Regions from separate parts of the Mus musculus genome. Here region 2 is linked to region 1. A link is a loop called in an ENCODE intact Hi-C map of the cell type or tissue named here. Cell type or tissue: left cerebral cortex. All regions are shown on one strand. Each heading gives the region's core, and the rest is flanking DNA. Links, peaks and the distances in the headings are about the cores only.

Region 1 (16,086 bases), core at 7,730-10,229:
GTGTACTCTAGTCCTTTTCTTCCTTGACCTGAGGCAGTGGCACGTTGTCATAGCAACCCCCTCCATCCCATCACTGAGTAAACATGAAGATGCTGCTTTGTTTGGAATGGGGGCAGAGGAGAGGAGTTGCTAATTTGGGGATTAAAAATATAATAACTTAAAAACAAGGTGCCTTTAATCCCAGCACCTGGGAGGCAGAGGCAGGCAGATCTCTATAAATTCAAGGCCAGCCTGGTCCACAGAGCAAGTTCCAGTACAGCCAGGGATACACAAAGAAACCTTGTCTTGAGAAAAAAAAAATTAATTTAAACTGAGGCACTGGGCTGTCTTCCTCGGCCAGCAGGTGTCAGGCTTGATCAGTGTATTGCCTTGTCCCCATGGAGCCTGTTTTCATTTTCCTGTTGATTTTGGGAGGAGCTGCAGTCTAAATGCTGGCCTCTTGAAAGCACATTGCACTTATCTCAAGGATATAGGCTGCAGCCTGCATTTGCTTGAGGGATCCACATGGTGGGTGAGCTGGCCTTTCCCCTGAGGAATGGTGAGCAGAATGGACCTATGCTGCCACACAGGGATTTTAATTATTGCCGGGCTGATCAGTCCTGGGAAAAGCAACTTCTCTTTCCAGATTCTTGCAGCTTTGATCTACTTCGTAATCTCAAACTGCCTTAACTCAGAGCGACTCGCTTCGTTTCCTGCCAGTTCCCATCTGAGCTTGGGCCAGTATTTCTCTGTTTTACTAAAGGCTTCTGTGTGGCAGGTTGGTTTGTTGGCCCTTACTACTTAAAAACAGGCTTGTCACACATGAATTCCCCAGAGTGGGTGGACAGTGTTAACAATGAGCACCTTTCCCTTTAAGAACTAAATACAGCTCTGGGCTTTGCTGCACACATGGATGCAGAGGTGGCTGTCCATTATGTATTGGGGAAGAGGATGTTATTCGGCTTTTAAAAAATGTGAAATACCAGTATATCCTACATTGTAATGAGCTTAAGATTGTTGCATTGTTGGGGATGTTGTCACAGGCCAGTAATTCTGCCGTTCTACGGAGTGAAGCTGGGAAATCGCAAGTTTGAAGCCAGCCCGGGCTACACAGGATGACCCTGGCATTTAAAAACAACAAAAAATTACACTAAGTCAGACATTTTTAAAAAACACTGATTTCTTTTCCATTTATGGGGAAGTGTGTACATAAAAAGCAAATTGCCCATCACAGGGGCTGCAGGGACCATTAGAGGCTGTGGAGCCGTTGCTGCCTGGCTGGGATTTCTTTCTCAGGTGGTGGAGACACACTGCACACATTGTGAGTCCATGCTGAAAACAGCAAGCAGGCTGTTTAATGTTTTTTAAAAAGGACAAAGCTGGGCACTCGCCTTTAAACACTCACTCTCAGGAGGCAGAGGCAGGCAGATCTCTGAGACCAGCCTGGTCTACGTAGTGAGTTCTAGACCAGCAAGACTGTATGTATAGTGAGACCCTGTGTTACAAAAGAAAGAAGAAAAAATCAGCCATCAGGCTCTGTCCTGGCACTCGTAAGATGCCGTCGTCCAGGGTCAAAGCTGCCGTCCAGGGTCACGGGCAGCCAGGCTGATAACTTGGTTCTTTTGGCCCCTATCTTTTGCTTTTGCTTAGTTTTATTTTATTTGTTTTTTTTTTTTTCTGTTTCTGCTCTGAAACCCCGTCCTTTCTCCAGCAGTGTCTGCTGACTACAGAGCTCCATCAGTTGGTCCGCAATCTGTTTGTGCTGACCCCCTGCTTTTGTAGGTCCTTGTCGACTTTGAGCATCCTCCCTGCACATCTTGATTCAAGGGCCTGGAACACACCTGCTCAAGCTCGCCCTGGTTTGTGTGAGGCCCGACTGCTTCACGGGGCAGAGGGGAACTGGGTGTTCCAGTTTCACCCATTTCCTGACTTGGATGGCCATCTTCCTACGTTTTCTATTAGTGCAGCAACTTTTTTTTTTTTTTTTTTTGTAACTTAGTAAGGCTGAATACCTGACAGTGAACAAAAGTGAGAAAGGGAGATGGAGCACTAAGGAGCTTCCTTACATAGCAAGCAAGGAAACAAACAGGCTGGTGCCTAGTACATATGTACATATGAGAGTGTGTGTGTGTGTGTATATATGTATGTGTGTGTGTGCGCGCACATGCATGCACATTTCTGCATTATCCATGTCTGTGAGCACAGAACCATGGAAGCTCTGGAGGTGTGGTTCACTGAGTGTCTTCAGGGAGTAGTAGGGCAATTTTGCTAAAGAATTCCAGGAGAGCTGAGAGTTTAAGGATAGAATGTTTGCCTAGCATGTATGAAGCCCTAAGCTCAATTCCTAGCACTGAAATAACATAAATTCCAGGAGCTCGGATATTATATAGATGATTTTTTTAAAAAGATGTATGTTATTTGTATGTGTGTGAACAGTTTATTAACTTCTACGTATGTGCACTGTATGCCTGGTGCCCATGGAAGTCAGAATAGGGGTCACATCTTCTGGAAATGAAATACAGATGGTTGTGAGCCACTGTGTGAGTGCTGAGAATCAAACCTGGGTCTCCTGCAAGAGCAACAAATGTTCTTAGCCATTGGCCATCTCTCCACCCCCAGGCGAATTTTTCAAGCTTTATTTTTAATTTGTGTGTGTGCCCTGTGTGGGGTACCTTCAGTGGCCAGAAGAGGGCATCGCATCCCCTAGAGCTAGAGTCACGGGTGTTTGTCAGTGGCCTGGTGTGGGTGCCTGAGATCCAGCAAGTACTCTTCAGCCCTGTGAAGGTGAATTCTAAAATGTACGTAGTTTCATTTTCTTTTTTAATGTATTTACTTTGGCCAAGGAGTAGAGCAGAGTGGCCCCATTAGTTCCCCCTTGTGTTAAAACTGGAAAGGCCTGTTGAATGGGTCCATGAACAGATGCGTGGGGGTGAAGCCACACCCCCAGTGCTTCCACAGTCCTCTGTTCATAAACACATATACACAAATGTCCTCACACGGAAACATAAGTGTACGCGAGTGCGCACAGACATAACTATACTGGAAGCCACTGACAGACTCAAGCCAGGCTCACCCCCTTGTCTCTGCTGCTTGACAGAGTAGCTGTCACTTCAGAGGAGACATGGACATGGAAAAATTAACACCATGCTCTTGGGCACCATGGTGTGTTTGTTGCATTGTTTCTAATCATTGAAAATAGGAAACAATTACTCCATGATACAAATCAGAGAATCTTAAAGACAACTAATAGATAAATAAAACTGGATTCTTAGAGCCTAGATGGACCTAAGGATTCCATTTGTATTCAGGTTAATCCAACGACACGAATGGACGCCTTTGGGGATGGTGATGTCACGGGACAGGCATGGGGCGGGAAAGCAATGGCTGACACCTTTCATCTGTGTATTGTATTTTGAGGTTTTGGGTGCTGTTTGTCTGTCTTTAGGCAGGATCTCACTTTAACCTTGGCTGACCTGCGGCTGACCAGGAAGACCTCCCTATAGCCCGCACAGGGGCTTTTGGCCTTGCCTCTTTTGTTTTGTTGATCTAAGTGTGAGTGTTTTGTCTGTGTGTATACCATATGCGCAGGCGTGGTGCCTGTGGATGTCAGAGGAGGATGTTGGGTCTGGAACTGGAGTTGTGTGTTGGGTGCTGGGAATCAAACCCAGGTCCTCTGTAAGAACAGCAAGTTCTCTCAACCACTGAGCGTCTCCTCAGCCTCCATTATATATTTTTTTTTTAATAAAAATACAAAGTTTAGCATTTTCAAAAATTTTATATATCAAGAACATGAAGCCCTCTGAGATAAACATCTTTTGTTATTTATGTCTGCTGCTCTTCTAGTGGACCTGAGTTTGGTTCCTAGCACCACACTAGGCAGCTATGGCCTCCTGTAACTCTGGCTCTAGGGATAGCCAACGGCTGACCTCTGGAGAGACCTGTAATTATTCACATGTATACACACACATGCACGCACACATGCATACTCATGCACACACATAAATAAAAATTCAGTCTTTCAAAGAAAAAACTGTTAACAGCAGTGAGTGGGGAGGGTTATGGTGTAAAGAAAGATTTTGTGTTTGCTTTTCTGCAGATGTCCTGTCGAGGAAGGCAAAAGACTTTCTAATGAGACAGTTCCAACAGTATGGGAAACACGTCTATGAAACAGCAGGGTACCGGGTTCTGAATCTAGCTCCACACATCTTCAGTGTGCGTTTAAGGGAATGAGGAAATGCAGGGGTCTGGGCCTTTTTCAGGGATGAACCAATGAAGTCTTTCTTCTCTGTGTTTTTGTGTTTCCAAGGTTGTGTTGTGGTCCAGAGTTTGCAGTATTTTTCTTACTGGCCCAATTGTGGCTAATCTTCTTATGTGTTAGAGACCATTCTTTACAGTTATGTGGACTGCTGTCTGCCAGCAAGCATCAGCAGCTTTGCCACCTCCTGCCCACGGAGGGTAGACACCGAGTAGACACCGCCACTCTCTTATGTCTTCTCCTTGGTGGTAAAGTCCCATCATTCTAGTACTGTTACGCACAGGAATAATCCAGGGGGAAAGGAAAACTGCATCTAGCTACCTCCTGTGGCCTCCTTGCAGTCACAGCCCTGGTGTGCCCTTGTCTTCTGTCGGGACTCATGGTCCTTCCTCTGCTCCTTTTTTCTTTAAAGAATAAGTGCACAAAGACTTGCCCACCTCAATAAGTGCCTGATGAACTTGAAGCTCGGGAATTTCAGCTATCAGAAAACCCCTCTGAAGTTAGGAGCGCTCCAAGGAAACCACTTCACTGTTGTTCTCAGGTAAAGTGCCACAGTGGGAGTGCAGTGCAGGGAGGTGGGGTGGGGGTGGTGCAGAGCCTGGGCTGGGGCTGGGCAGGGGCGGGGGGGGGGTGCAGAGCCGGGGCTGGGGCTGGGCAGGGGCGGGGGGGGGGTGCAGAGCCGGGGCTGGTAGCAGGGCTCCAGGAGTCTGCACATGTCACAATTGGGTACAGGGTACCTGCGTCAGATAGAAAGGCTAGGAGAGCAAGGCCTGTAGGCATGAGGAATAGATACTGTGTAGTATTTTTCCTGATAAATGGTCTTTGTCCCTCCCTAAAAAGATTCCCATAGCCTTCAGAAACACTGTGTCCTTCAGTTACTGACTGAAAGATAAAGAGCCTACTATTGGGGGCTGGAGAGATGGCTCAGAGGTTAAGAGCACTGACTGCTCATCCAATGGTCCTGTGTTCAAATCCCAGCAACCACATGGTGGCTCACAGCCACCCATAATGAGATCTGACGCCCTCTTCTGGTGTGTCTAAAGACAGCTATAATTTACTCATATACATAATATAAATAAATCTTTTAAAAAATGTGCTTTGATTTGTATGAGGTGCCTAGAATGGACACATTCATAGGAAGATTAGAGCTTGCTTTGGTGGATGCTTCAGTTTGTGATTAGGCATGGTTGCATATGTATGTAATTCCAGCACTCAGGAGGCAGAGGCAGGCGATCACACTGCTTCAAGGTCAACCTGGTCTACATGGAGTGCTGGCTGGCCAGGGCAAGAGTGTGCAGAGTGAGGGAGTGAGTGGATGAATGGATCTGGACACAGGGAAGGAGTTTGGGAACAGCACGGTGGTAGATGCTGCACATGGGCTTCACGCTCTGATAATTGGTACTGATGAAAACAAGCTAGAGGACAGAGGTGCATGCCTTTATCCCAGCAGTAAGGATTAAAGCACACAGGCAGTGCAACCTCTGAGTTTGAGGCCAGCCTGGTATACAAAAGCAAATTCCAGGACAGCCAAGGCTACACAGAGACAGGAGGTAGAGGCAGGAAGATTTCTGAGTTCGAGGCCAGCCTGGTCTACAAAGTGAGTTCCAGGACAGCCAGAGCTATACAGAGAAACCCTATCTCGAAAAAACCAAACCAAAACAAAAGATTGTCCTCATAAATGCATTCTATACATCAAACATATTAATAATATTGAGTATTTTAAGAATCAAATAATACATAAAAATGTTTCAACCTATATATATATATATATGTATATATATATATATATATATACCTTTCATACCCTAAAATATCATTAATGAATATTTAATACTATCTGTAACTGAGGATCCTATATCTAATGTTGAATACTAAATTGTTTCAAAACATACAAAATATTCTTGGTGAGTTAAGCATAGTAAAAGAGCATGAAATATTAAAAATGGATCATTAAGAAATATGTTCAGAAGCCCTTATGTGATACCACCTGACATAGTGAGAGAGTATTTAAAATGCACTATATATCTGTGTACATTGTCTAACAATCAGTTTATCAGTGTTTCTAGGAAAGAAATTATTTTATCAGTAAGTATATTTTAAAGTTTTCAAAATAGCAAAATCTCTTTGAAGTTAAACATTAAGAAAATGCTAATTTCAAGCACAGTGAGAAAGATTATCAATAATATTTCCATGGTATTTGTAGAACATGATTTTAATATTTTCAACAGTTAATATTCAACAAACAGAATAATTATTTTAACATGTATTTCATTGTTGTGTCTCCCTTTTCATTTCTGATTTTATTAATTTGGATACTGCCTCTGTGTCCTCTGGTTATTCTGGATAAGGGTTTATCTATCTTGTTGGTTTTCTCAAAGAACCAGCTCCTGGTTTGGTTGATTCTTTGAATAGTTCTTTTTGTTTCTACTTGGTTGATTTCAGCCCTAAGTTTGGTTATTTCCTGTGGTCTACTCCTCTTGGATGAATTTGCTTCTTGTTGTTCTAGAGCTGTCAGGTGTAGAAGTTGCCCTTATGTGCACCATAAAATGTATTTAGCTGTCCATTTTTTTGTTGTTGTTGTTGTTGTTGTTGATAATTTGGGTCTCTGCAGGAATATAACAGGAACTGATGAGCAGGTGCAGCAAGCCATGCAGTCTCTGAGGGAGACCGGCTTCATTAACTACTATGGCATGCAAAGGTTCGGGACCACAGCTGTTCCAACGTACCAGGTTGGAAGGTTTGTATTCAGTCTTTTATCGTTTACCTTTGTATCTTTTTTATTTAGGGTTTTTGTGCTGTTTGTTTGATTTAGGTTTTTTGTTTGTTTTGTTTTATTTTGTCTTGTTTTCTGAGACATTGTCTCACTGTTTAGCTGAGGTACATACTGGAGCACCTAGCTCCAGGTCCCTGTACCTACAGAAAAGCCAGGTGTGGTGGAACACTTTTATGACCCAGTGCTGGGAAAATGGATACAAGTACATCTCTGGATCACTTGAGGCTCGTGTGTAATGTACACACTCACACACAGAAGAAAAAGATGTGACCTGAATTTAAATTTTTCTTCCCACTATTAACAGTCCGTCCAAGAGGTCCAAGAGAATCTCTTAGGTTTTGGAATTTTGTTTGTTTTTTATATTTTCAATTTTTAAGACAGGGTTTCTCTGTGTAGCCCTGGCTGTCCTGGAACTCAGTCTGTAGACAAGGCTGCCATTGAACTCAGAGATCTGCATGTCTCTGCCTCCCGAGTGCTGGGATTAAAGGTGTGCGCCACCACTCCTGGCTTCTCTGTTACTTTTTAACAGGTAAGTGGACACCAGTAAAAACCAGGGTAACACAAATCCAGACTATGCAAACCCAAGGCACTGTGTGATCTCTCTTAACATGTGGGTTACTCACCTCCCATCTGCCCTCCCCCACCCTTTAAAGAAAACTGTAGAAGATCTAATGTGGAACATATGAGCTTGGTTCACATTTAGATAATAGGAAAGCCCTCCAGGGTAGAGTAGAAATCTCATCAGTAAATACTTGGTTTCATAATCATCCAGTGGGAATCCCACTGTCCAGTAGAGATTGCATTGCATAAAGTAACTTCCTCCTAGGAGCTGGCACGCTGGAGTGCACACCGAGTGTGGTCTGAGAACATGTCTTCCTGGTTCTGTCTCAGCACTGGCAGGCGGAGGCTGCGCTTCAGAAGGGCCGAACTAGCATGCTGGTTGGACAGCCGTAGAAACAGTTTTCTCTAGTTCAGTTTCCCACCATCAGGTTGTATTTGCTTGTATGATTTTACAGGGACCAAGGGTTAACTCAGTCTGCTGTGACGTCTCTCTCAAGCAACGTTGTAAAAGGAGAAATAGAAATATTTCTAACTTAAGACCAGGCAGGCACAGTGGAGTCCACTAGACCGTGGCTGAGCCTGCAGAGCCCTCCCGTAGTGTACGAGGGGCCCTAGACGGGACCTCTAGCACCTGAAGAAGGAAAACCCGCCACACTGTCTCCGGAAACACACAGAAGCATGATGAAGACACTGGCTGTTGTGGGGCAGAGCATTTAGTGAAGGCTGGCATCAGCTTGTTTTTACTATTTTTAATTAATTTCGCAGGAGCAAAGCCATGTCACCCTATAGTTTTGTACCCAAAGAATTTTTTCGCGAAGAAATACTTGCTCAGTAAAGTGTTGCCAGACTTAACCCGGAAACACAAGTTTCAGAATATTCCCAAAGGTCTGCAGAAGTTAGTTCAGATTTTCAAATTATTTGTTTTCACAATGTCCGATTATTTCCTGCCTTCAAAGAATGTACTGTTATCAGCATAGGGTTTCCCAGCATATAGTAAAACAGAAGATGAATTGTATCCAGACTACATAAAGGCAATATATGAAAAGCTATATTGTTGTCCAAAAGGACAATAGCTTTCTTAATGTTTTTTGTTCACCGGGGTCAGTCACATATTCTGGTTGGTTTCATTGTTTCATGTGTACATGTTCAGTAGTGTTCTCCTGCACGCCCTCTGTCCTCACGCCTGCCCTCTAATCCCCCAACCCCCACCCACACACCCCACCCCCGCTCTTCCCAGCTTTCTTTCCTTTTACTTTCGTGTGTTCTACATGTGTCCCTGAAGTTAGAGCTCTTTACAGGAGCATGGGTACCTTACGGCTGAAGAACGTGTTCATGAGCCCCACTCCATTCTATGATGGGGAATCAGCAAGCCCCATTTTCTGAGGAGCTTGTATGAATAATCACAGCTGCTGCAAGTTCAAGAGTGCTGCAGTCTGTCCTGCTCAGAAGTTAGCTTCCTTCCCATACCCTCTCCAGCTTATACACCCTCTCCAGCTTATACGTTCTTTCTATTCCCTTCCTCTTTGATGCTCATTGGAGGAGATGATATAGAGTCCAGAAGGGGGCAGCAAGTCCTCTGGAGCTGGGGTTCCAGGCAGCTGTGCCCATTGGAGGGTAGATCCTGAGAATCCGGTCCTCTGCCCAAGGAATACACACTCCTTTTAGAGTAGGTAGTGACCTCTGAATCTGTATCATCATTGTACTGCATACTTTTAAATTTAATAAACTAAGTCTTACTTGGAACATATAAAGCTTATTATATGCAAAGTTAACTAATGTAAATACTGTCTAATTCTAGAGCAATTCTACAGAATTCCTGGACAGAAGTCATGGATTTAATACTGAAACCCCGTTCTGGAGGTGAGAAAGATTTGTGTAAAAATAAAATGCATAGAGTATATAGCTAGATAGTCATGAAGTCACTTTAAGTAAACGTAACTGCAGGTTGTTATTTTAAGTTCTTGATCTTTTTTATTCAAAATTTTAATGCTATTTTTTTTTAAAGATTTATTTCTTTAATATATGTCAGTACACTGTTGCTCTCTTCAGACACAGCAGAAGAGGGCATCAGATCCCATTACAGATAACCACCATGTGGCTGCTGGGAATTGAACTCAGGACCTCTGGAAGAGCACTCTGTGCTCTTAACGGCTGAGCCATCTCTCCAGCCCCACTATTTTATTTTCATGGTTTTGCATAGGGGACTGAATTTTTTAAAATCTGTATCGTAGTCTTAGCTTTATTCATGCATGGTTGAATGTACTTGAAATAAATTAATTTCTCTATGGTTACTTCAAATTCTCTGGCTTATAGGAAACTTTTATGTATGACTGCTTTGATAAAAAGTGTTATAATGAAATATGTGATCTTGGCAAAGTACCTTAAGGATTTTTAAAAGTGGATTAAAATTTTTCCAGGAAATATCTCTAAAACTACACTGTAAAAGAGGGATTTAACTGGTACTTTTTTAAATTTTTAAATAATAAACTTGATTTAGGTAACTTCATTTGCAAGCTAAAAACGTGTTTTTATTTTTAAAGAAAGCATTAACCTTGCTAGAACGGGGGCAAGAAAAGGAGAAACTTCCTTCCGGTTGTTCTTTGCTGGACTAGTTGCAGTGATGATGAGTAGTGTCTCTGGCTGACGACGGAGCCGGGGAGGGAGAAGCACACTTTCTGTGACCCCATGTTGTCGCTTTTGGGTGACTGTGAGCGTCTTCATTACATGGAAACATTCCCCCAGTTCTAGGTTCCCTGTGGAGCATGTTAAATGGCGGGCGATTTCTGCAGGGAAGTTTGATGGCGCCTTCTCTCTCCCGCAGCTGAGAAGGGTTACTTGGTGAAATGCAGAGAAGAATGGGCCAAGACCAAAGACCCAGCCTCTGCTCTCAAAAAGCTGCCCGTCAAAAGGTGTGTGGAAGGGCAGCTGCTCCGAGGACTTTCCAGATATGGAATGAAGAATATAGTCTCTGCATTTGGCATAGTGAGTGCAATTTGTGAAGTGAGGCGGTGCCTCAGAAGTGGTCAGTGCTTTCTAAACATAATCCTAAAATGATCTTGAAAGACCAGCAAAGAATCCTTAGTAGTCTGCAGAGGAATTTATTAGGGTATACCTCAGTTTTAACCTGAGAGCTGATTGATGTGGAAAATGCTGCCAGTGTTTGTTGATATTAGAGACACAAGAAAGTATCTGTGGGGAATACTTAATGTAGCCGAGTGGGATTTGAGACGCTCGGAACCCACTGTGTGGTCATTTCTTCCAAAGCTGTAGTTTACGCTTGTGCTCATGCAGGGCACGGGCATTTGCTGAAGCATGTGGGTAGAGGTCCGGAGAGTCCACTCTCACTTTATAGTATGTCCCCGAGGATCAGACTCGGGTAGTCAGGCTTGGCTACAAGTCCCTTTAGCTGCTGAGCCAGGCCTGGCCCTACTGTAGTCATTCCGTGGTCATGTTCTCATTAGAGCTTTCAACTGCCCGAGAAAGGCAGTCGGACAGGAAGTCGCTAAGAGATTGCCAGTGTGGTTGCAGTAATGGGGAACATATCGGCAAGCATAGCCCATGTATGAGTATAATTCATATAATTCATATATGAGTATAATTCAGGACGCATTCCCAGCCCCACATCAGTTATATGAAATGTGAGTCTCTTGTGTTAGAATTACCACGAAATGAGCAAAATGTCTGGAAAATAGCACTTTTAAGTGTTCAGAATTGTTCCTTTGTCTGTTTCTCCATTCGCTGCAGATTCCAAGAAACAATCGCTTAATGTACATCCACAGTTATCAGAGCTACGTGTGGAACACCATGGTGAGCAGAAGAATTGAGGAGTACGGGCTGAGGCCTGTGCCCGGGGACCTTGTTCTCAAAGGAGGTATGACGTGGAACACTGCTGCCGTGCAGCTAATTAGGACCCTGATATTTTATCACAGTGTTTTTCATCCAGTATGGTACTAGTTAACAAAGAGATGTGTAGTAATTGGGAGATAGAAAGGCCGCATGAAGTCAGGCTGCTAGTTTGTATCACCAGTGAAAAAAATATGTTAGTGTTTTGAATAAGCAGCTAAGTCTGGGGGCTCCTGCTTAAGTATAGCAGAATAACTTTTGGGCCAGTATTGGCTAAAAGTCCATTACAAACATTATTCAATCTGGGTCTTCAAAATATGTCTATCCAGAGAGCCATGAGGACACCAGCCTGGAGCTAACTGCACTGGTGAGCTTGATAGCGTAAGCCAAAGCATTCACAGAGGAAGTACTTGCCAGGCCATGGTGGCGCCCAGCACTCAAGGCAGAGGCAGGATCTCTGAGTTCAAGACCAGCCTGGTCTACAGAGCTAGGTCCAGGGCAGCAGGGCTACAGGGAGAAGCCCTGTCTTGAAAAGATGAGGGGGTCTCGGCGGGGGAGAAGAGAAGAGAAAAGCTAGGATGAGGGGCTGGAGAGATGGCTCAGCGGTTAAGAGCACCGACTGCTCTTCCAAAGGTCCTGAGTTCAAATCCCAGCCACTACATGGTGGCTCACAACCATCCATAACGAGATCTGATGCCCTCTTCTGAGTGTCTGAAGATAGCTACAGTATACTTACATATAATAAATAAATAAACAAATCTTTAAAAAAAAAAAAGAAAGAAAGAAAAGCTAGGATGAATCTAGAGCTTGGCTCAGCTATAAAGAACACTGGCTGTTCTTCCAAAGGAGCCAGGTTCAGTCCCGAGCACCTACATGGTGGCTCACAGCTGGGTATAACTCCACTTTCAAGGGATCCAGTGCCCTATTCTGGCCTCTGAGGTTCTGCCCACACACTGTGCACAGACATACATGCTAGCAAAACATCCATACACAAAAAGTGAAATTAAAAAAAAAAGAAGTGTTAATATCCTGTGCACTATGACACATTTACCGTGTGTCACCTTCAGTGTGCTGCATCGCTCTGTTTTAGTACTGCTGGGAAGTCTTCTGATTTTTATGAGATTTAGCCCCTTGCCCACGGTTCCTCAGCTAATTAAAGAAAGAGACACGCAAGCAGCTGGGCCTCTGCAGCTGGACACCTGTGCTTCCAGCTTACCTAGATGTGTGTGACCGTTATGAACCTGAACTCTTGAAAACTCGGTTCTTAACCTGCTGTTTACTTGCGGACTTGCAGCCACGCCCACCTACATTGAGGAAGATGACGTTGACAACTACTCCATCCACGATGTGGTGATGCCTTTGCCTGGGTTTGATGTTATCTACCCCAAGCATAAAAGTAAGTTCCATGTCTGAGCCAGCTCGTTAAGACAAGTGTAATGTGGCTGAGCCAGCAGTAGCTAAAGTTGAAGCAGAGTGGGAAGCGGTACTTGAAGGCTAATCTTAAAGCTTTCTTTCTAGCACATTTTCTCTGTGAATTCTAGGCTAGCCTGGCCTATACATTGAGTTCCAGGCCAATCAGGGCGACCTAGAGAGCCCTTGTCTAAAAATTTAAAAACACACACACACACACACACACACACACAGAGACACTGCTCAGATATATTTTTTATGGTGAAGGTCTTCCAGGAAGGAATGTATTCAGGGGGGTACTTTCAATTAGAAGCTGCCGCTCTGTGTGTCATGAGCCTGTGATCTTGGGTGCTCAGGTGTTGGGGGGAGCATAGAGGGAGGACTTGTAACTTCTGTGGTTCTGGATTCAGAGGCAGGAAAAAGCAGCTCTGAGTGGTTTGGAAGAACACCCAACACTTACTCTCAGCCAGCACTGGCCTGTGGACAGTGTATTTCCTGTGTAAGTTAGAACTGACTGGGACTGAGGTCCTTCTTGGCTCAGGATTCCTCTAGCCAGGGTTATAGAGTATGCCATCCATGTGGCTCTGTTTCCAGTGCTTGTACTGGCTGAGTTCACTGACGAAAAGGCAGTGGACGGGAGCCAGAGAGGATGAGGAAGATAGACAGGGACTGTCTGCTTCCCTGAGAAGCAGAGTGCTGTTGGTTGCCACAGCCGCCGTGCGGGTCTGTTGATTCTGCTTGTTTCTGAGGTGTTTGTCTCCTTTTTCTATCTGATGCAGGCCAGAGCACAGGTATGGATTCTCCGATACTTTGGGCTTCCTTACTCTGTCTCTGAAGGCCTCCCTCCCTCCTTTTTGCCACATGAGTGACCTCCATGCCTGACTCAAATGGCATGGCTTTCTCTCTTCCTGTTCTCCTCCCCCTGGATAACTGCTGAGAGCTGCAGCTCGCCTTCTTTGGAGTTTTTCATTTAAACAATGATAAAAAAAATTGTCCTTAAGCTTTTAAGAAGGATGGGGGAAGCAAACCTTTGTTTTTGTCAAGATCCTCCTGGAACAGATAGCATAAATAGAGATAAGAACGGGGATTTGTGAGAGGCATTGGCTTGATTACAGCTACCGAGAAGTCCTGGGCTATCTGTGTGCTAGAGAAAGAACCAGAGACGCCATTGATCTGTCAAGTCAGGGGCTTCAGGTGCAGACCTGGGGTCTGCTGGTACAAGTCGTGAAGTCCGGGAGCAGGAGAAAAATAGTGTCTGAGGTCTGTGAATAGGGAGCGCCTCGGCCTTTCCTCAGCCTTTCTGCTCTCTTCAGGGCACGTCCACAGGAGAAAAGAACCTGACCACACTCAGATCATTGAGGGAAGTCAAGACAGAAATGCAAACAAGGACAGCTGCAGGAGCGAGAGCAAAGCTGCTCACTGGATTGTTCGGCTCCCTTACTTAGACAGCCCCACCCACGGTGAACCAGACCTTCCTACGTTAACACAGCAGTCAGGAAAAACATACCTCAGACTTGCCACAGGCCAGTGTGATGAAAACAATCCCTTACTTAAGGTTCCCTTCTCCCAGGTGACAATACTTGGTATTGAGTTAATAAAAATGATTGGTACACCAAGTGTCCATGAGTCGAGCTAATACCCTAAGTCAGCCATCACTAAAAAGAAGAAGAGGCAGGAGGATCACTGAGTTTGAGGCCAACCTGTCCATGTAAGTTAGAGACTAGCTAGGGATACATAGTGAAACCTTGTCTTCAAAAGAGAAAAAGTATCAAGGGTCAGCAAGATGGGTAAAGGCACTTGTTGTGTGACAGAGAAAATTTGGTCCCTAGAACTCTTGTGAAGTCAAGGAAAGGACCACCGCCACATGTGCGCTACGCCCACACACAGAACGACCCTCTCTTATGAACACACACGCACTCTCTGAGCTAGGTGTGGTGGTCCATGGCTTGGGAGGCAGAGGCAGAGGCAGAGGCAGGTGGAGCTCTTAAATTTGAGGCCAGCCAGCTCTACAGAGCTCGTTCCAGGATAGCCGGTACTACACAGGGAAACCATCTCTCAAACAATTAAATAAATAATTTGTGAAACAACAACAAAAATAAGGAGTCAGGAGTTACTGTTGAATCCTCGTAGCCTGGGGCAGACAAATCCAAAAATGTCAAAGGAGGGACAGCTGAAGGAACCAGAGTCAACTAGAACCCCTGACAGCGCTAGTGCTTGTGGGTACATGTGGAGGCCAGCTAGTCTGCCGTGTTCCAGAGAGCCACGGGAGTTAGGGAAACAAGCCTGTTTGGAGTAGGAGGGACCATCTAATATGTGCCTCGGGTAACAGTCCCTCACAAATGACATGTAAGGGAATATTAGAAAACGCCTGTGGGCTGAGGTGACCAGGGCTCCTGGTTTTAAACATTTAGAGTCACTGTGTATAAATTGTACTTAGAGGGGCTGGGCGTGGTGGCACACGCCTTTAATCCCAGCACTCAGGAGGCAGAGGCAGGTGGATTTCTGAGTTCGAGGCCAGCCTGGTCTACAGAGTGAGTTCCAGGACAGCCAGGGCTATACAGAGAAACCCTGTCTCAAACAACCAAAAAAAAAAATTGTACTTAGAAAGTCCATGTGAAGTTAGCTTGGAAACTATGCCACACTCCCTGTGGCTGGTTACATACATAAAAACCCCAGGGTGACTGAAGTAAAGCTGGAGGCGAGGCGCTTTCTAGGCCTGTTTTACTACATCACTAGGGTTAACTACTTGTTTGGGGCAGTCTGACTAGACTTGTTAACGGTATTTCTAATATTGTGAGTTTACCGCTAGTTCAAGGAAACCTGCTGACAGGCTGTGCTCCAGTTAACTGTTTGTTTTTGTGTTAGTCAGCGAGGCCTACAGGGAAATGCTTGCTGCAGACAACCTTGATATTGACAACATGAGACACACGATTCGAGATTACTCCTTATCGGGGGCCTACCGAAGGATCATCATCAGGCCTCAGAGCGTCAGCTGGTGAGTGTGACCTGAAGCACCCTGCGGGGTCCTGTAGAATCACAAGGTTTTGTGTTGTGTGTGTGTCTTTCTGTGCTCAGAACCTAGTATATAATGTGCCATAGCTGTCGCCTGCCCTTATTACCACGGTTACCACTGCCACCGGTTTTTGTTTTTCAAGTGCTCAACGAATTAGAGTTGGCTACAGTCATACAGCGACAGTTAATTCTCGTACGTTTTGTTGGAATCCCTGACTTACTGGACAGATGTACAGAAAATGAGCTTCCTCGC
Region 2 (16,086 bases), core at 5,493-7,992, 220 kb after region 1:
CACATGTGAAAAAAGTGACCTTCAGGGTTTGGGGAAATAACTTAGTGGATAAAGTGCTTCTCGTGTAAGCATAAGGACCCTAATGTGGCTCCCAAGACCCCACATTAAGTCACACACGAACACTGCACACGCGCATGCTCACTCTCAGTGCGTCTCTTCGCTCCCTCTCTACTTCCCTCCCCGCCTCTCTCCTCTGTTAAAACAACCTTCTTAGCCAGAGAATCCATAGTGCAGGATTATAACTGTAGGATGGAGTGAAGTGCCTATTTAGAGAAAGCTAGGTGTTTTTTTTCTAGATGAAGCGGCATGTGCCTATAATCCCAGTGGACACAGGAGGATCAAGGATCCAGGCCTGCCAGAGCAGCCAAGTGAGACTGTGGGGAACTACAGAGAGATAGAGTTCTGTGGTGGAGCTCTTCCATGGTGGAGAGGTGGGCTCCAGCAGGCGGACCTGCTCGGCTCAGCACCCTTGATACAGATTCATCCACACTCACTGTGTGACTGCTTCAGGGTCAGTCACACTCACTCTCACTTTACACTTGTGGATTTTGTGATATTCTAATTTTATCCTGTTTGGCACAGTGTTGTGATTCTGTGCTAACTTAAATTATCTTCAGATGTCGTGTTCTCAGCTCGAGACTCCTAGAAGTGTCTTTTTTTGGTCTCTGGAGGAGTCAGTCTTGTTTCTTCCCTCTGCTCTGTACCTTCCTCGTGTGGAGCATGGCAATCTCATTCTCTCTGAGCTGCACAATACTAAGGCAGCTTCTCTCACTGTAACGGGAATTTCCCAGACTTCTCCAATGGTGGCCTTTGTAGTCTCGGTCTGAAGAAATGGAGTACTTGCTGTGCAGATGTGAGGATCTGTGTTCGATCCCCAGCACCCACATAGAGAGCCAGGCATGGCGACGGCTCACTGTAACTCCAGTAACAGGAGAGATGGAGGCTCTGGGGCTTGCTCACCAGCCAGCCTGGCCTAATTGCTGAGCTCCAAGTCCCAGTGAGAGACTAAGTCTCACAATGCACCAGGTGGGTCGATGGCTTCTGAGGATATAATCCTGAGGTTGACTCTGTCTCACACCTATACCCATATACGTGTGCGCACCTGTGTGCTACTGCACATGAGCACACACCCTGAATTCCCACCTCCTCTGAAAAATAAAGAAGTGGAAGTTTATTTTAAGCACCTTGTCTGATAACAGTGAGTAGATATTTGAGGAACAGGTTAAGTCCCAAGGTTGAGTTGTTTTCATTGCCTGTGCGGGGGTGGGGGTGGGGGTCTCTTTAATGACTACTGACTCCTTCTCAGTACATGGGTGAGAACATCAGGGAAGCAACTTACATTGGTTGCCTTTTAAATTTATTCCTTGATAAGTTTATATATGTATACTTTTATAATGCATATTGATAATATCCACCTCCCATTCTCTGCTTACCCACTTCCTGTGCCCTCTGTAACCCTTCTTCCCAACACATCTGCCTTCTATGCTCATGTTTTAAAACAACAACAACAACTACTATTAAGTTTAATTAGGGTTGCTTGTATGTGCATAGGTGTGGGGGATTTAATGGGTAATAGGCACCTTACCAGTGGCTTTGCCACTGAAGAGAAATTACTTCAGCTCCCCCAATAGCCGTCCCACTGCGGATGACTTAACATGCCTATTTCTGTCCATGCTGGGATGCTGTGGGGTTACGGGCATAACTGAGTTTCAGTTGTTGTGAGGTCAGAAGTCCAGAGAACAGTGCTACAGGGCAGTGGTGCCACACGCCTTTAATCCCAGCACTCGGGAGGTAGAGGCAGGTAGATTTCTGAGTTCGAGGCCAGCCTGGTGTACAGAGTAAGTTCCAGGACAGCCATGGCTACACAGAGAAACCCTTTCTCAAAAAAAACAACTCTGCTTAGATTTTCCAGCTAAGACTTTTGCCCCTTTCACTTTGTAATACTGTTGCACTGTCTCTGAGAACTATTTTGCTAGGTATTTAAGATAGAGAGAAACATTGCTTTTGCAACCATTTCCCAGTATTGTAATTAAAAAAATAAGATTTGTTCTTATTTGCTTTGTTTGGATTTATTCTATTTATATTATGCGTATGTGTGTACAGTGCCCATAGAGGACACAAAAGAACACTAGATGCCCAGACCTGTACTTAAGTAGGTGACTGTGTTGTGTGCTTGGCACTGACCCTAGGTCTGCTTTCAGGGTGATGCATGCATGCTCTTAAGTGCTGAGCTGTGTCTTCAGCTGGACATTACACTACTTATCTCTTGTAAACAAGGAGCCTGAATGGTGGTGGGGCTACTTATTGAGAGTTTCTGATTCTTGGAAACATTTTCAAACTAGATTTTGATTTTTGGAAATTATTTTAAGGATTCTTCTTCAGTGGGGATAATTCCAGAAAATATGGGCTTTACCTTCATGTCAGCTGGCACTAGATAAGCTTTGGTTTGTCCTAAATATTTTTATTCAGATTTGTTTTTTTTATTAAAGTTGGGGTTTTATGAAGCCCAGGGCAACTGTGGACTCAATAAGTAGCTGAGAATGCTTAATTCCTGGGGTTCCTGCCTCTAACTCCTGAGTGTTGTCAATCCAGGAGAACAGAACCGCACCCAGCTGAGTTTTTAAAATATTGTAGTGTTGATGAGAAACTAAGAGTATTTTTTATTTAAATAAAATCTTCCCTTTTCTGCATCATTGAAAATAAACATAAGGTTCAAGGTTTGCTTGAACTCAAAAGTTCAAGACTAGCCTGGGCAACATAGTGAGGCCCCGCCTCAGAAACACAAAAACAAGCAAAAACAAAAACAAATCTGAAAAGCAGCCAAACCCAACAGTAATGAAATACAGCTTCATACCCAATAGAGAAGATTTAAAAAAAAAAAAAGTTTTGGATGAGCATGAAGGAAATTAGAATTATACATAGCTTGTACTGTACACTGGTTCTACCAGTGTGGTAATATGTCATTTCCTTATAAGGCTAATTGTAGTTGCCATATAGCCCAGAATCTCTCCCCTAAGATTGTAACCATGAAAAGCAAGAAGGGAATGACCACAAGGCTTGCATGTGAAGCCAAGGAGCATAAACAAGGAGTTGAGATTCCTACTGAGCACATGAATAGAGAAAATGCCATTTGGAGGCTGGGGCTCAGTGTCAGGAGTACTTGCTGCTTTTGCAGAGAACCTGAGTTTGTTTCCCAGCACCTACATGCTGTCTAATGACCATCTTTTAACTCCGGTCACATAAGTGCTGCCACATTCATACATGTAGGCAAGACACACACATACTAAAATCATAATAATAAATCTTTAAAGAGTGCCATGTGTCTGTACAGGGGATATTTTTTAGCAATAAGGGAAGTAAACAGCTGTTGTGTGCTACCCAACATGAGCCTCAGTCATGATGCCAGTTAAAAACGGGCATCGGGGCTAGGGTGGCCTTTTATACATTAGGCTGCTGACACTTGGAACTCGGGCCCTTAGATACAAAAGGCCAGTGTGCTGATGTGTGTCTATAATTCTAGCACTATGAGGCAGACAAAGAAAGTTCCCTGAGGCTTGCTGGGCAGTCATTCTAACCAAATTGGTGAATTCCAGGTTCAGTAAGAAAAACCAGTATTTTTTATTTAAAAAAAAAAAGTGGGGAGGAGGGTGGGAGCTATTGAGGAGTCCACCTGCTGTTGACATCTGTTCACTCACATGCACAGAAATGCATGTACATTGGACATGTTTACTCAAACACACACAGAGACCATGCTATATGAGTCAGGCACATAGCTTAATGGTTAGGACTGTCCGAGTTGGAGGAAGATGGGAAGCCACTCCTCATGCCTGTGGGATTTCTTTATGGAGTGATGCAAATGTTCTAAATTATATCATAGTTCTGTGATATCATATCAATAAACATGTTAATGTATTTGATATTTTAAAAGATGCATTCATTTTTATTTTCTATGTATAAATGTTTGCCTGTGTGGGGTATACGCACTGTGTGTGCCTTGCGCCTGCAGTGATGAGAAAGTGACATTGGATGCACTGGAACTGAGCTTAGAGACAGTTGTAAGATACACGTGAACCTAAGTTCTCTAAGAGCTCTGAAGCCCTGGGTTTACTTCATATAAAATTCTTATCAAAGGCATTACATCTATAAGCATAACTGAATTCTAAAGTAATGCACATTGGTTGCCTGTGAAGAGATTCCATTTCTTAAAGTCAGTGTTTATCTGTGCCTATAAAATTGTATTCCATTTTACATATGGAAAGATTGCATATTTTATGAGTAAATAAATTACAAAATAAAGTACTAATAGGTCCTTTCTTTGATTTTATTTTACTCTGATCAGGTCCTTCAAGGGTTAGATTATCTACACAGTAAGTGCAAGATAATTCACACCGACATAAAGCCGGAAAACATCTTGATGTGTGTGGATGACGCTTACGTGAGAAGAATGGCAGCCGAAGCCACGGAGTGGCAGAAAGCAGGTGCTCCTCCTCCCTCTGGGTCTGCAGGTGAGGGGTCCGAGCCCTCATTGCTTCAGTCTGCTTGGGGGCTGGGAGCTTTTAAAGCCGGGCAGGGACGGCGTGAGTCCGATGTGTGCGTACACATTAGGAACCTTTTCTCAAGAGTTTGGATGTGGAAATGACTTTTGCTTAAGATGGTGTTTGAGTTCATCCTTTTAGCTCTTTGTTGTTGCCCTGTATGAATTCTTAGCTGTTGCTTCATTACATAGGAGCATGTTCTTGTGTGGTCCAAGTCTCTGGAGAATATATGATAGCTTTCTTATAGCCTACCTTCAGTCTTCTGATTTTGTTTTTTTGTTTTTTTTTTTCTGATTTAGGTTTCATAACAATATTTTCTTTTCTTAAACTAAAGTAGATGCCTCCACCTCAGTTTAGCCGACACATTTGATATCAGCCGTGGACGCTCTAGGGTGGGGGGCGCGGAAGGGGAGCAGGGACTTAAGCTTTAGCTTAGTTTCTCTTGCGAGGGTGACAGGAGTCACTGGGGAGACTGGAATGTTGGTTGTGCTCCCCTCTGACTGACAGGGCTCCAGAGAGGTGCTGTCACCTCACCTGGAGTGTCATTGTGATGTTATCATATCAGCTCATGCAACCAAAGTCATGAAGCTTCTGATGCTTGCCCTGCTGAATTCTAGAGCCATTGCACAGTGTGCTGTGCTATGTGAGTTCATTTCCTGTGTGGTGCTTTCCCAGTAGTTTTCAAACACGACTGTGCAGCTTCTCATTTAACATGTTCATTGCCTCGTTTGCAGAACATGTTTGGGTCTGTGACTGATGGGTAAACTCTTGCATTTCCTTTTCTTTTTCCGTTGTGCTCAGTTTGCCAGTGCTCTGAGAGAGGCTGTTTGCAAGGAAAGTGGCGCGAGGGCTTAGCTTCCTGTGGCCTGGAATTGCACAGTCTGTTTGAATTGCACAAACTTTTCCTAGGTTCCTATCTTTAGCAATCTCTAAGGTTCAAGTTTTTCAAAGCTGGGTAGTTATTAAAACAGTATTATTTCATTTTGCAAATCAAATTACCCAAAGGTGCCTGTTTTCCTCTGAATACCCATTCTGTTTTATTTTGTTTTAGTGAGTACGGCTCCACAGCAAAAACCTGTAAGTATTCACATGTCTATTCAGCATGTCAGAAGGAACTGCTCACTCTTGAGCTTCACAAATTATGTAGAAAATATTATAACCTTCATTAATTTAGAAGTGGGCATGTTTGTAAATGCTCTGTGTCATCAGAAAACCCTCATGACTTCCTGCCGTGGATGGGAATAGTCATGCTGCTGCAAAGCCAGGCTCCTCCTGGGCTCTCGAGGCTGCTGTTGGCCAAGTCTGTGAATTGCAAGGTTTTAGTTCAAGTTTAAAATATAAGTGTTCCAGACTCTTTTTTAAATGACTTCTTCTTGGCCTTCAAGTATCCTGTTTTGCCAAAAAACCATTTTAATCTTTTATAGCCAGCTGTTTAAGTAAGAATGAGCACCATCAATTCTGTGATCCTGTCGAATCACTGAGCAGTTGGCTCGGAGGAGTAGTTCCAAGTGTGGTGAATTGTTACTTGTGTAGCTCTCCCCTGGACTTTGGGGTTGGGTTATGGCCTCTGAAGCTTGGCAGGCACTCGTTGCTAGGCTTTCTGAGACTTATGGCTGTAGCTTGAGGCTGACAAAACTGTGGCTTTTCCTTTTTTTGATTTTGATTTTTTTTTTTATATTATCTGCTTATTTCTGAAAGTTCATGGTATATTGGCTGTTGTTCACAGCTTGGTATCAGAGCCAAACTCAGATATAGTGCTGTTGGCACCCGTCTTGGCAGGTGTTTGTTTTTATTGTTAAGGAATAAAAATGACCCGATATAGTCAGCAGCAAGGATTGCTTGCAAGAGAAGATTCTCGCTCAAAGCCAGGTGTTTCACCATGCTCATCTCCTAGACTTTTCTCCTAGAAGTTAGGGAGGGTACTAACAGTCTGAGCCCAGCCCTCCCCTAAGGTGGCTCTTCTGGCTGGGTTAGTGAGCATAACTGTGTAGGTTGTAGGAAAGCACAGTTGGATTCACTATGTTACCAATACTTGAACTCCTGAATAGTGTTTTAAAGAGTGCTTTTCTGACCCATGGCATCACACTTCCACCTGACCCACACTTTCTTACCATGTTGTAGATAGGAAAAATATCTAAAAACAAAAAGAAAAAGCTGAAAAAGAAACAGAAGAGACAGGCTGAGTTGCTGGAGAAACGCCTACAGGAGATTGAGGAATTGGAGCGAGAAGCCGAAAGGAAAATCCTAGAGGAGAACATCACCTCTGCAGAAGCTTCCGGGGAGCAGCAGGATGGAGAGTACCAGCCGGAGGTGACACTGAAAGCAGCCGACTTAGAGGACACAACTGAGGAAGAGACAGCAAAGGATAATGGTCAGTACAGCTCGGAGCAGGAGGGAGGGCTGCTGGGTGTGTGGGAGCTGCACACAGGGCTCATCTCTGAGCCACAGAGTGCCTTAGAGCATCTGAGCTGCCACCGCCATTGGCACTAAGGACGGCTTTCTTGAGCTTCTCGGTGGAGATGGGGGCAGCAAAATATCTGCCAGGTGGATGCCAACATCTCAAAGTAGGCTTTGAGAGGGAAGGAGGATGTCTGAGAAACGTGTTAGTGCTGTGATGACCCTTTCTTCATTTTGTGATTAACCTTTTCCTAACTTTAATGCAGCACAGCTCTTATTCTAAAATGGCAGAAGAAAGGGTTAATGGCTGGAAAAATGGATCAGTAGTCTTGCAGAGGAACCAAGCTTGGTTCCCAGTACTAACAGTGTCAGGCTGTTCATAGCCACTTACAACTCCAGCTGTAAGGGGGTTCACACACTAAAGATCAGGTACAGTAAACATCTTCAAAAAAGAAAAAGAAGGGCTTGAAGTGAAAGTCCAGTTTTACTTGTAATTCCCCCTACCCCCCAGAGCTAACTTGTTCCTGATGAGAGGGCTCATTATTAAATGAGCAGAAACAAGATTTAGAAAGCTCCCTTGCCTTGGCAAACAAAAGACATGTTCTGAGGTCCGTTAGAAGTGGCTCCTAGCCAGGTGTGGTGCATGTGCAGGCCTTTGATCCTGGCACTTAGGAGGCAGAGACCGCCAGATCTCTGAGTTTGAGGACAGCCAGAGCTACACAGAGAAACCCTGTCTCAAAAAAAAAAAAACAACTAGAAAAGTATAAAAAAACGGGTCTCTTGGTATGAGGCCTAACTAGAACTACTTTGAAAGGAGAGCCATGACTCTTGATCTTACTCTCATCTTCTTTAAGGTGAAGTTGAAGACCAGGAAGAGAAAGAAGATGCAGAGAAGGAGAACGCGGAGAAGGATGAAGATGATGTTGAACAGGAACTTGCAAACTTAGACCCTACCTGGGTGGAGTCCCCGAAAGCCAATGGCCATATTGAAAATGGCCCGTTCTCACTGGAGCAGCAGCTGGAGGATGAAGAGGACGATGAAGATGACTGTGCAAATCCCGAGGAGTATAACCTCGATGAGCCAAATGCAGAGAGTGATTACACGTATAGCAGCTCCTATGAACAATTCAATGGTGAATTGCCAAATGGACAACATAAGACTTCAGAGTTTCCCACACCGTTGTTTTCTGGGCCCTTAGAACCTGTGGCCTGTGGCTCTGTGATTTCAGAGGGATCGCCACTTACCGAGCAGGAGGAAAGCAGTCCCTCCCATGACAGAAGCAGGACAGTTTCAGCCTCTAGTACTGGAGATTTGCCAAAAAGTAAGTGCCCTTTTGCATCTTTGTCTGCTTGCTCTGCTTGCTCTTTGGCAGACACTGTGAAGGGAGTGAGAGGGCAAGAGAAACCCTTACATTTTAATGCTTGTATATTCAAGAGAAAATACAATGCTTTAGACTATATCTGTCCTTTAGGCTTGCTCTTACTCTCTGAAATCCTATCCCTGGGCTTTCTTTATTTATTGTATATTTATTGAATGACATCATAGTTAAAATGCATTGCACCATTACCAAACTCATACCTTTCTAGACACCAATCCTCTTCTGGCTGGTAGTAGTAGTTTTGGGTTTTCTTTCTCTCTAAGGGAACACCTGTCTGCTTTCAGCTATACCAAGAGAGAACTTGTGTTTTATTAGATAGTTGACCTTGTTTATACAATTCTCCTTCCTTCCTTCCTTCCTTCCTTCCTTCCTTCCTTCCTTCCTTCCTTCCTTCCTTCCTTCCTTCCTTCCTTTCTTTCTTTCTCTTAAATATTTATTTATTATATATGTAAGTACACTGTAGCTGTCTTCAGACACTTCAGAAGAGGGAGTCAGATCTCATTAAGAATGGTTGTGAGGGGCTGGAGAGATGGCTCAGCGGTTACAAAGCACCGACTGTTCTTCCAGAGGTCCTGAGTTCAATTCCCAGCAACCACATGGTGGCTCACAAACATCTGTAATGGGATCTGGTGTGTCTGAAGACAGCTACAGTGTACTCATATATACATTAAATAAATAATTCTTAAAAAAAAAAAAAAAAAAAAGAATAGTTGTGAGCCACCATGTGGTTGCTGGGAATTGAACTCAGGACCTTCAGAAGAGCAGTCAGTGCCCTTAACCTCTGAGCCATCTCTCCAGCCCCAAATCCTGCTTTCTTTTTGTTTGTTTTGTTTTGTTTTGTTTTTTGTTTGTTTTTATAAACAGGGTTTCTCTGTGTAGCCCTGTCTCTCCTGGAGCTCACTCTGTAGACCATGCTGGCCTCAAACTCAGATCTGCCTGCCTCGACTTCCCAAGTGCTGGGATTAAAGGTATGTTACACATCTGTGTGTTTAAAACTGAAAAGAGCCGGGCGGTGGTGGCACATGCCTTTAATCCCAGCACTTGGGAGGCAGAGGTGGTAGATTTCTGAGTTCAAGGCCAGCCTGGTCTACAGAGTGAGTTCCAAGACAGCCAGGGTGACACAGAGAAGCCCTGTCTTAAAAAACCAAAAAAAAAAAAAAAAGTATGTGCATCGGTGTTTTGCCTGCATGTGTGTCTGTATGAGGACGTCAGATGCCCTGGAACTGGAATTACTGACAGTTGGAGCTGCTGTGTGGGTCCTGGGAATTGAATCCAGGTCCTCTAGAAGAACAGTAGATGCTCTCAACACTGAGACACCTCTCCAGTCCCAGAAAGAAATCCTCAGAGAGAGAGAGAATGAGAATTAATTTATAATTGTAATGAGTGAGTGAGGAAGTGCTATCTAACTTAGGCAATCTAAAATTCTAGTGCAGAGAGATTGCAGTCCTCATCATTTTCATGTAAAGAATGCTTGGGCACTGTGAGAGGTGAACTTATCTGTTGATCGGCAGGATGCTGTGTAGTTGCCTTGCCTGCTTTATCTTGGCAGAAGTAAGTGGACAACAACTCATGCTTGGGCTCTACTGTCTCCCCCGAGAGCCCTGGGCTTTCTTTTGCTGTTCAAGCTTGCTCTGCAGTCCCTTTGGGAAGTTACACATCTTACGTGTGCATTACCCTGGTTTCTGTTCTTACCTTATGCTTGGTGTGCTGAACTCTTCCTGTGTGCCCATGATTTCCATTGGCTTCCCTGGCATTGCTGGTTCAGTCCCTGTGTGGTCTAACTACTGAGTCCTAGCAGCAAGTGAATCCTGAGCAGGAAATGGAGTGAGCTGTGGTATGAGCTGCTGTGGGTGAAGCAGCAGTGTGCAGGGCCTCTCTGGGTCTTAGCTTCCACACTGCTGTCGTGAGTTGATTGTCATTGGCACTCTTCTTCTTTTCTATCATAGGCCCTGAGTTGTAGTTTTTGTCAGATGACAAGCCTGGCAAGTGAGAACCTTAGTTGAGGAATTGCTTTCATCAAGTAGGCCTGTAGGCATGGCTGTGGACGTGTTCTTAATGACTGATGTAAGATGGCTCACCTCACTGTGGGTGGTACCACCCCTGGGCAGGTGGTTCTGGCTGTATAAGAAAGGAAGTTAGGTAAACCATAGGGAAGAATTCAGTAAGAAGCATTCCTCTGTGGTCTTTGTTTCAGTTTCTGCCTCTGGGTTCCTGCTTGAGTCCCTTCCCTGATGTCCTTCAGTTGTGGTATATGATGTGGAAGTATTAGCCAAGTAACCGCTTTCCTCTTCCAAGTTGGTTTGATCAGTGTTTTATTGCAGCAATAGAAAGCAGTCTAGGGTCTGCCAGCCCTTGCTCAAAACAGGCCCCTCTTTGCTCTGGCCCTGAGGCACAGGCCTTGCTTGGCTCTATTGCTTCAGAAGCTTGTTGTTTCTATATTGTTCCTAGCTGCCTTCCTGACTTCTTCCAAATCACCCTTCCAGCTTGCTGCTAGAGTTTTAAATCACACTCATTAGATAAATTCCCTTGTTCCTAATTCTTCACAGCTCTTCTTGGGGCCCAGCAGTCCTTTCTACAGTGGTACATGTGCTTATGGGCAACAGAACAGTCAAGTGAGGTACTTAAATGAATTATTAGGAAACCTCTGAAAGTCTAGCTCAATAGGTACCTATATATCCTCCACTTATATTTAGTATTAACGTTTTAACATGGTATATGTTTTATATAGAAACTGCATGCCATAGATAGTAGGATACTTAAATTTAAGTTAATTTAAAGTAAATATTTAAATAAATACTTAAGCATTTATCATCAGAGGAATGAACTAAGGATGATTTTGTTACTCAACCCAGTCCTTACTAAGCTTTCCTCTTTAGTTTGAAAATTGTCTTTTATTTTCCCTGACCCAGGGTATGATAGAGCAGTGAACGACCGGTCTGGGAAGCAAGCTTTGGTGTGAGTTTGTGTTGTCTTTGCTATTATAGAGAACAGTAGCCAGGGGTGAATTACGTTGTTTGAAGAACTTAGATGCCAAGGTGACAAGATGTAGACTCTGAAGTTATTTGGTGGCCCGTGAAGGATGAGATGGGATTTGTCTTATGTCATTGGCTGCTAGAGCAGCTAGCAGAAGTTTCTTGACTCATGACATTAGAAGATGTCCCAGAGCAGAATGGTCTTGTTAGTGTGCCTGCTTGGCCCATGTGGAGCCCTCACTTTACAGTCTTCTCAGTCAGTCCTGGTTAGGCTGCCATGGTATGGACCTTGTGTTTTAGGTCTTGATCCTTACATATGTATCCTTCCAAATACATACCTATCATCTTCTCCCTGCTCCCCAGATGATGGAACTAGCTTCTGTCTCCCATATAGCATATGAGACTCTGAGCATCCCTCCTTGGATGCTGAGCTATCCAGCCGGCTTCCTGACAGCATGAGATGCCCTGTACCCCGCAGGCTGGTGGGCTCTTTCAAGTGTTACAGGTTATTCTTGACTGTAGATACCGTTCTATGTAGCACCTAGCTCCTGCCTGGAACTTCTCCTTGTGCTTCCTTCTAGTGACACCTTCCCAGGCATTTTTCTCACCTGATGACCTGATTCAGTCCCCAGAACACGCAGAGATTTGTGTGACCTCCATGCAAGTGCGGTGCCCCTCCCTCCACAGCATATAAATGTGACAAGCAAAAGCAGATTTTCAACATTCGCTCATAGCCATCTCTCTTCTTAGTTCTGTTGTTCTTTTAGGTGTATCTAGTTTTCTGACATGTTACATGAATTGCTTGTGTGCTTACAGTATTGTTTGTGTTTTTCCCCCTCCCTCTTTCCTTCCCTCCTTTTTAGTTTTTCAAGATAGGGTTTCTCTGTATGTTTCTGGATGGTCTAGAATTTAGAGCTCTGCCTGCCTCTGCCTCCCTAGTGCTAGGATTAAAGGTGTGCACGTCCACACCTAGCTCTTATTGCCTGCATTGCCAACCAGGGCATGACATGAGTTTCCTAATTTGAGTGTGTCTTTTTCTTGACATATGTCACCAAAGTGGCATATTGAAGGGGTTTGGGAAGTGTTTGTCCAAGGAATGGGTGAGGTGTTGTCCTTAACTGTCCTAGTTCTGCCCCTCATCTGGATAGAGAGGCTGCTGGTGCCTGTGGTTTAGGGTGTTCAAGTGCTTCCTAAAATAAACCCTGCCACTTTTATTCATGCTCTAGTGGAAGCAGAGAAAAGTTACTGGCTTGTCATTCTGGAAGGGAAAGATTGACCGTAGGTCATTTGTTGCTATGACAGGTCACCATGGGGGTGACTTAATCTAAGGAGGCAGTCTGGTTTCAGGCACACTTAGAATGATTGTGCAGCAGGCTTGAGTATATCTGTGTTCACATGGGCTTTTTGAGTGTTTCTATAGTCACGGCCCTCCTCGCACCCTGATCCCGGCAGCACACATTGAGAAAGGAAATCACTGCGTGAGCAGATTCTGTTTCACGTCTGCACCTGTCTGGCCCAAGTTGATCCATAAGCTGAGGTCAGACATGAACTGACCAGACTATCGACTTCAGAGCCACCCCAGGGTTCCTTAGAGGTTCAGGTTCAGGTCCTGTTAGCCCTCCTGCAGTCTGCACTGCTGTTAGCAAAGGTAACTTTACTTCTTGTGTGGGATCTACCAGCACTATGGTTCCTCAGTTTCAGAATACCCTGAAAGAGGCTTAGTGCCCATAGGCAGCAACTCGACATGAACAAAAAGATCCTCAACAAGGGCATTAATGTAGTACATTGAGCTGGATTTTCTGTTTAATCCCTAAATTCCATTTCAATATGACCAAAACTGTAAGTGTGTAGGATTGTGAAGATGAGTGTAGTTGCAGTGTAGTTACAGCTTAACTGAGAGTTTCCCTAAAGCTGTAAACCCCAGGCCTGGACCTGCTGTAGAGACTCCCTCAGAGTCAGCTACCGGTGAGCCACCTGAACTAATGAATTGCCCTAAAGCCTGCCTTTATGGCCCATGTCAACCCGAGAGAATACTAGCTTGATATCTCCCTTGTTCAAAACTAAGTCATAAGAGGTTTCAGCCTCTGCCTATAGTTGAGTTTGCTGTTAGTTGTCATGTGACACTTGATATCTGAGTGCTGGCTTAGCTGAGGAAGCTGGAATAGGGTTGCTGTCAGCCTCAAGCTGCTGCTCAGATGGCATCAAGCCAACTGCTTAGAAGTGATTGGTCACCCTTGCTTATCTTTCTGTGGCTTCCAGTGAGCTGGATACAACCCAGGAGGAATGATCCCAGGTGCAGGATTCTTTTCTGTCCAATCATTCTACCTGGCAAGCATTGTGCTCACACATGCAAACCTCATGACCCCAGTGCTGATTCTTTTGTTCTTTGCTCATGGCAGCAAAAACCCGGGCGGCTGACCTGTTGGTGAACCCTCTGGATCCACGGAATGCAGATAAAATTAGAGTAAAAATTGCTGACCTGGGAAATGCTTGTTGGGTGGTAAGTAGTGTTTTCTTTTTACATTTTAATTGTTATTTAGTGTGCGAAGATGCTTTTGTTTTTTTTTAATATTTATCACATCTATTCCTTTCCAGCATAAACATTTCACAGAGGATATCCAGACACGTCAGTATAGGTCCATAGAGGTTTTAATAGGAGCAGGCTACAGCACACCTGCAGACATTTGGAGTACAGCTTGCATGGTAAGAACGGCCTTTGCCACTCTCTTCTCTAGAAATGGCTTCTCCTTAATGCTCTCAATGAGGTGGCGTCTTGTTAGAGATCATCCTTCACTTTAAAATGGGTGAGAAGAGGAAAATGTGCCTGGGTCTTTAAGCATTGGGAGAATTCTCCGGTATGTATGTCTTGTGAGACATGGTCTCTTCAGGCCCTGTGCAGACCATTGTCCCAAGAGTGAGATCCATCTGAGGAGTTACCTTTAGTCTCTGGAAACGTGTGGGTGTTTTAGGCTCCTTGTCACACCATGGGGTAAAATCAGATGCCTTCTCCCAGGAGAGGGTGGCAGCACTTGTCACTTAGCAGCACTGTCATGTGGCCGTTACATGTGCAGGCTCTCTGTTCTCCTTCCTACTTAGAAGGGATTTCTCCATCTGCCCATGCACAGTTGCCTCCATCCAGCGCAGTCACAGTGTGCTGGCTGCTTTTGCAGCGTGTGCCAGCACTGCTGAGACAACAGTGGGGACACAAGCTTCCTGGGCTTGAATCTGGTTTTCTTTTCTTTTCTTTTCTTTTCTTTTCTTTTCTTTTCTTTTCTTTTCTTTTCTTTTCTTTTCTTTTCTTTTCTTTTCTTTTCTTTTCTTTTCTTTTCTTTTCTTTTCTTTTCTTTCCTCCCTCCCTTCCCCTCCCTCCCTTCCCCTCCCTCCCTTCCCTTCCCCTCCCTCCCTTCCCTCCCCTCCCTTCCTTCCCCTCCCTCCCTCCCCCCCTCCCCTCTCTTTTTTCTTTTTTCCGAGACAGGGTTTCCCTGTGTAGCCCTGGCTGTCCTGGAACTCACTCTATAGACCAGGCTGGCCTCGAACTCAGAAATCTGCCTGCCTCTGCCTCCCAAGTGTTGGGATTAAAGGCGTGTGCCACCATAGCCCGGCTTGAGTCTGTTTTTCGAGGATCATTAGTGGTGCTTTCCTGACAGACAGCAGGAGGAGGAACATCCCTTTGTATCTCTGCCTTTCCAGTGCTGATTTTGCAAGCATGTGCTGCAGTCTGTCCCTTACCTTCTTATATGAGTTCTTCAGATCAGACTCACAGGCTTCCATGGCAGACACTGCCCTGAGCCATCTTTCAGCCCAGTCTTTTTATTTGTTTCTTTTTTGAAATGTAGCCCAAGCTGGTCTTGAAACTCAGCCTCCTGAGTGCTGAGATTACAGGCATGGCCATTATACCCGGCTTAGTGCATCTTCTTGTCATCTCTGCTAAACTGTGAATTGGTAAGCATGAGTAGCCTCACACTCCAGAGCCAGTCCCAGGGGTCTTCACTGTGAATAGCAGCCAGCTGAGCACATTCTTCTCAGTGGGTTCTGTTGTTCTTTGATGGAAAAGGTGGCATGTGTGTGCACGTAGCTTCTGCTGCTGCCATAGTTATTCGACTTGGTCTTTCTTTATTTTATTGTAGTTGTAGGGCAGAACCCAGAGGTTCACCAGGCAAGTGTTTTTCCAATTGAGTCACATCTTCAGATCTTGTATTAATTTGTATAGAATTTTTCTTTGGATATCTAAATGAAAGGGCTCCGGTTCAAGGCCTCCCCCCTCTCCCTCCCTCCTCCCCTTCCTTCCTCTCTCTTTCTCTCTCTGCTTTCTTCTTTCTTCTCTTTCTCATTCTCTTTCTCTTTCTTTCTCTTTCTCTCTCTTTCTCTTTCTCTTCCCTCCCTCCCTCCCTCCCTCCCTCTCTCTCTCTTTTCTTTCCTTTCCCTTTCTTTCTTTCTTTCTTTCTTTCTTTCTTTCTTTCTTTCTTTCTTTCTTTCTTTCTTTCTTTTCTTTCTTTCTTTCTTTCTTTTCTTTCTTTCTTTCTTTCTTTCTTTCTTTCTTTCTTTCTTTCTTTCTTTCTTTCTTTCTTTCTTTCTTTCTTTCTTTCTTTCTTTCCTTCCTTCCTTCCTTCCTTCCTTCCTTCCTTCCTTCCTTCCTTCCTTCCTTCCTTCCTTCCTTCCTTTCTTTCTTTCTTTCTTTCTTTCTTTCTTTCTTTCTTTCTTTCTTTCTTTCTTTCAGGATTTAATTATTTTATGTCAGTACACTGTCTCTGTCTTCAGACACACCAAAAGAGGGCATCAGATACCATTACAGATGGTTGTGAG

Evidence for each region. Hi-C counts contacts between places; a loop is a spot of excess contacts. Peaks named below come from ENCODE experiments on the same cell type or tissue, not always from the same donor. Only the 100,000 strongest peaks of a DNase experiment are listed, where the experiment ranks them.
Region 2: it touches region 1 in a loop (2.3-fold over the local background); 2 of 42 quality-filtered maps call a loop at or near these places.

What each region holds. Positions count from the first base shown.
Region 1 is chr5:23,743,147-23,759,232 of GRCm38, reverse strand. Pus7 (pseudouridylate synthase 7) reads left to right here. Exons shown (of 16, transcript NM_178403.5): 8 at 4,647-4,775; 9 at 6,846-6,971; 10 at 9,367-9,428; 11 at 10,390-10,550; 12 at 11,313-11,439; 13 at 12,706-12,807; 14 at 15,687-15,816. Among named protein-coding and RNA genes, the nearest start is that of Pus7, 33 kb to the left of the region's middle. In left cerebral cortex, for the core only: a CTCF peak has its summit at 9,162 (motif pointing right); no DNase peak of the experiment used is centred there.
Region 2 is chr5:23,516,316-23,532,401 of GRCm38, reverse strand. Srpk2 (serine/arginine-rich protein specific kinase 2) reads left to right here. Exons shown (of 16, transcript NM_001359173.1): 8 at 4,340-4,505; 9 at 5,587-5,612; 10 at 6,657-6,906; 11 at 7,787-8,254; 12 at 13,683-13,783; 13 at 13,879-13,986. Among named protein-coding and RNA genes, the nearest start is that of Kmt2e, 90 kb to the right of the region's middle. In left cerebral cortex, for the core only: no CTCF peak of the experiment used is centred there; DNase peaks (open chromatin) are centred at 5,858, 5,966 and 6,813; H3K27ac peaks cover 1,581 bases.